Regions from separate parts of the Homo sapiens genome. Here region 1 is linked to region 2. The links are chromatin loops, found by intact Hi-C in ENCODE. Cell type or tissue: PC-9. All regions are shown on one strand. Region 1 has its middle 7.0 kb from the start of CBLC. Region 2 holds the start of MIR4531 (microRNA 4531).

Evidence for each region. A loop is a pair of places that touch in the nucleus more often than their neighbours do. Peaks named below come from ENCODE experiments on the same cell type or tissue, not always from the same donor. Only the 100,000 strongest peaks of a DNase experiment are listed, where the experiment ranks them.
Region 1: it touches region 2 in a loop (10-fold over the local background); 13 of 110 quality-filtered maps call a loop at or near these places.

The regions. Positions count from the first base shown.
Region 1 is chr19:44,769,609-44,772,108 of GRCh38, forward strand. No RefSeq gene overlaps it. Among named protein-coding and RNA genes, the nearest start is that of CBLC, 7.0 kb to the right of the region's middle. In PC-9, CTCF peaks have their summits at 1,258 (motif pointing left) and 1,464; a DNase peak (open chromatin) is centred at 1,103; H3K27ac peaks cover 1,378 bases.
Region 2 is chr19:44,653,556-44,656,055 of GRCh38, forward strand. It overlaps PVR (PVR cell adhesion molecule), which reads left to right. Exons shown (of 8, transcript NM_006505.5): 4 at 345-462. MIR4531 (microRNA 4531) reads right to left here and starts at 177; the gene lies at 131-177. RefSeq lists an enhancer at 1,148-1,207. In PC-9, CTCF peaks have their summits at 1,063 (motif pointing right) and 1,265; a DNase peak (open chromatin) is centred at 1,026; H3K27ac peaks cover 1,495 bases.

The DNA.
Region 1 (2,500 bases), 120 kb after region 2:
ACCTTCACATAAGCCAGACTTTTACTTTATAGAAAGGGAAACTGTGGCCCAGGGATGGAAGAGACTGACTTGGTGAATCGATAGGTCTGGGATTCCATGATTCACCATAACCAACCGACCAAATCTGTCAGCATTCTTGGGACAACCAGCATCGTGTGCCTCCTGATATCATGTACAGAGAAGGACACAGCATCACTTCTGTAACACTCCTGCCACCAGAATCTAATCACAAGGAAACATCACACAAACCCAAATCAAGGAGACCTTCTCCAAAAGAACTAGCCTATAATCTTCAAAAATGTCAATTCCATGAAAAACAAAGAAAGGCCAAGGAACCGTACCAGACTGAAGGAAACCGAAGAGATGAAAACTTTTTGCTATGACAGATAGTTTGGGGACAGCTGGCAATTTGCATACAGGCTGCACTGTTGGATACTACTGTCACTGAGAAATGTACACTGCTCCTCTGTACTGTGGTGGTGTAAGAGAACGTCCTTACACTTGGAAATGCAACTGAAGCATTTAGAGGCAAAGGGACGTAATGTCTGAAACTATTCTTGCAACTTCTCTGTAACTTTAAAATAATTTCAAAAGAAAAACAAATGATTTCAAAGTAAAAGTCATGGTTTAAGAGTCTGTGATTTTGGCCAGGCGCGGTGGCTCTCGCCTGTAATCCCAGCACTTTGGGAGGCCGAGGCGGGCAGATCACTTGAAGTCAGGAGTTCGAGACCAGCCTGGCCAACATGGTGAAACTCCGTCTCTACTAAAAATACAAAAAATTAGCCAGGTGTGGTGAGATGCGCCTGTAATACCAGCTACTCGGGAGCGTGAGGCACGAGAATCGCTTGAACCCGGGAGGCGGAGGTTGCAGTGACTAGAGTTCGCGCTACTGCACTCCAGCCTGGGCGACAGAGCGAGACTCAGTCTCAAAAAAAAAAAAAAAGAAAAGAAAAGTCTATGGTTTAAGGTTCTGTGTTTCCGAGTATCTCTAAGTCTGTGCATGCATTTGTGGTCAGAGTCTGGGGAGCTGGGGGCGTGAATGGGCTGCTTCAGACACTGCTTTGAGGGTGTGACCAGGACCTGAGGGTGTGGTTAAGGTGTAGGGGTGGGGCTAGGCCCTTGGGGGTGGGACCACAGTCCCAGAGGCGTGGCCAGGGCCTCGAAGGTATGGCCATAGTTTGAGGCGTGGCCGAGAAACTCCGTTCCCAAGGGAGGTGGTAACTCTGTGCTCAGAGCGCCCTCTTGTGGCTATCCTCAGGTCTCCACTTTTTATTCAATAGCTTTATTTCGTTTTATTTTTTTCAACTTTCATTTTAGATTCAGGGAGTACATGTGCAGGCTTGTTACCTGGGTATATTGCATGATGCTGAGGTTTGGGGTACGACTGATCCCGTCACCCAGGTACTGAGCATAGTACCCAACAGTTTTTCAACCCTTGCCCCCTCCCTTCTTCCCTCCCCACTTTAGCAGTCCCCAGTTTCTATTGTTGCCATCTTTATGTCCCTGAGTACTCAACGTTTAGCTCCCACTTACAAGTAAGAATGAGCGGTATTTGGCTTTTTCATCCAGCCTAACTGTTTTATTGAGATATAATGTGTATACCATACAATTTACCTCTTTAAAGTGTACAATTCTGGCCGGGCGCAGTGGCTCATGCCTGTAATCCCACCACTTTGGGAGGCCGAGGTGGGAGAATTACTTGAACTCAGGAGTTCAAGACCAGCCTGGGCAACACAGAGAGACCTCGTCTCTATAAAAATAAAAATAAAATTTTAAAAAGTGTACAATTCAGTGACTTTAGTATATTCACAAAATAGTGCAATTATCACCAGACTTTTTTTTTTTTTTTTTTTTTTGAGATGGAGTCTAGCTCTGTCGCCCAGGCTGGAGTGCAATGGTTCAGTCTCAGCTCACTGCAACCTCTGCCTCCCAGGTTCATGCCATTCTCCTGTCTCAGCCTCCCGAGTAGCTAGGATTACAGGTGCATGCCGCCATGCCCGGCTAATTTTTTATACTTTAGTAGAGACAGGGTTTCACTGTGTTGCCCAGGCTAGTCTCGAACTCCTGAGCTCAAGCAATCCACCTGCCTCAGCATCCCAAAGTGCTGGGATTACAGGCGTGAGCCACCATGCCTGCCTCACCAGATTCTATTTTAAAACAGTTGTTCACCCCAAAAAGAAACCTCATACCCATTAGTAGTCACTCCCTATTTCCCCTCAACACCCTTCCAGCTCTAGACAACCCATAACATACTCTCCCTTTTTTGTATTTTTGGACATAACATAGTTGTACATATTGTGGGGGTACATGTGATGTTTTGATACATGTATACAATGTGCAATGATGAAATCAGGGTAACTGGGATATCCATCACCTCGTTTATCTTTTCTTTGTGTTTAGAACATCACAATTATTCTCTTGTAGCTTTTTTTTTTTTTTTTTTTTTTTTTTGAGATGGAGTCTCGCACCGTCGCCCAGGCTGGAGTGCAGTGGCGCGATC
Region 2 (2,500 bases):
CTTGAATACACTGCTGTGTGTTGTGAGTGGTCATTGCCTATGAGTGAGAAAAGGAGGAGGCATTTTCCTGCAGGACACCCAAGACATGCCTGGTCCAGGCTACCCAGGAAAGCTAGTGGAGAAAAGCAGCTCCTCAGAAGCCTTCTCCATGTCCCCACTGACCAAGGACTCCTAGGCTTCTGCTCTCTGTGGCACCCCATCTACCTAGACTCCTCCTAGGCCTCTCCAGCTCCCGCTGTTTTCCAAATATCCCCGGGCCTTTTCCTGCAGTGTCGTGAATCCCGCGTAGCCCCAGGCCCCCCAAAGCCTCCCAGTCTCTGAACCTCTGTATCCATTTCCTGCAGACCCCCCAGAGGTATCCATCTCTGGCTATGATAACAACTGGTACCTTGGCCAGAATGAGGCCACCCTGACCTGCGATGCTCGCAGCAACCCAGAGCCCACAGGCTATAATTGGAGCACGTGAGTCCTGGGTCTCAGGGAGGAGGGGCTGGGGGTCTGGATTTCTAGCACTGAGGGAGGAGGGGCTGGGGGCCTGGACTCCTGGGACTGAGGGAGAAGGGGCTGGGGGCCCGGACCCCTGGGTCTGAGGGACGAGAGGCTGGGAGCCCGGACTCCTGGGTCTGAGGGAAGAGGGGCTGGGGGTCTGGACCCCTGGGACTGAGAGAGGAGGGGCTGGGCCTGGACCCCTGGGTCTGAGGGAGGAGGGGCTGGGGGGTCTGGACCCCTGGGTCTGAGGGAGGAGAAGCTGGGAGCCTGGACCCCTGGGTCTGAGGCAGGACAGACTGGGGCCTGGACTCCTGGTCTAAGAGAGGAGGGAGATTCAGAAAAGAGAAAAAGAGGAGGTTGACTTCGGGCCCCCAGTGGGGGGCATCTCTGTTTTGACATCTCTGTTTTGCGGTTGAGGCGTTTAGCAGGTGGTTGAATCCTGGCTGGTGGATGCACCTGCTTTTTGGGGTGTGCCTGCTCTGTGCCCGGTACTTCCCCCGAATCCCATGTGACCCCATGCTGTGCACAGTCAGCAGCTGTTGCCCTGCCCAGGTTAAAGACCAGCCACGAGAGGGCAGAAGCGGCCCTTGAATCAGCGCTCGGCTCCAAAGCTGGTCCTCCGCCTCTTGGCCAAGCTTGTCTAACCTGCAGGCCACATCATTTGTAAACTTTCTTAAAACATTATGAGACTTTTTTTTTGCGAATTTTTTTAGCTCATTAGCTATTGTTAGTGTTAGTGTATTTTATGTATGGCCCAGGACAGTTCTTCTTCTTCCAATGTGGCCCGGGGAAGCCAAAAGATTGGACACCCCCACTCTAGACTGTAACCACCTCACCGTCACCTTGTGTAACCTACTTGGTTATCTCTGGATGGAGCAAGTACTATATATCCCCATTGTCTAGATGAGAAAGTTGAGGCTCACAGCAATAAGATTTCCCCAGATTCACACTGAGGCTGAGATCAAGAGCAAGGTAAGAAAAAGGCAAAGAGATAATACATAATTTTATAATACATAATTTTACATAAATTACATAATTTTACTGAACCGCCCTTTTTTTTTAAAGAAGGGGCTCTGTTGCCGAGGCTGGAGTGCAGTGGCGTGATCATAGCTCACTGCAGCCTGGACCTCCCTGGGCTCAGGTGATCCTCCCACCTCAGCCTCCTGAGTAGCTGGGACTACAGGCACACGCCACCACACTCAGCTAATTTTGTTGTATTTTTTTTGCAGAGACAGGGTTTTGCCACATTGCCCAGGCTGGTCTGCAACTCCTGGGCTCAAGCAATCAACCCACCTCAGCCTCCTAAAGTGCTGGGATTACAGGCGTGAGCCACCTCGCCCAGCCTTAGGTCTTTTTCCTTATTACAAAAATAACTTGTGTCCACTGTAGAAATATCAAACAATTTAGTTATGAGCAAAAAGAAGAAAGTAGTGCCTATAGTTCAAGTGTACCCAGCCACCTCCAGAAATACCCAGTGACCCCTTATTATACATCCTGTCTTTTTTCTCTCTGTTTCTAAACAAAGACTGGAATTATGCTGTACATATAATTTTGAACCTTTTCGTCTGTCTTGTGAATACCTTTCCATGTCAAAGCACATAGATCCACAACTCCATTTTCCCCCACGTTGTATTAGGAAGACTGTCAAACATACAGAAAAATCATAGGAATTTTCCAGTGAACACTTAAGATTCCACCACGTGGATTCCCCTGCTAACATTTTACTGTGCTTGCTTTATCACGTTTCTGTGATTCCTTCAGTCCCTCTATTCATCCATCAATCATATTATGCATTTCAGAGCACCCCCAGCTCTCCTGCTTTTTTTTTTTTTTTTTTTTTTTTGAGGCAGGGCCTCACTCTGTTGCTCAGGCTGTAGTGCCGTGGCACAATCACAGCTCACTGCAGCCTTGAATTCCTGGGCTCAAGCGATCCTCCAGCTTCAGCCTCCCAGATAGCTGGGACTACAGGCACACACCACCACGCCTGGCTAACCTGGCCCCTTTTTTAGTG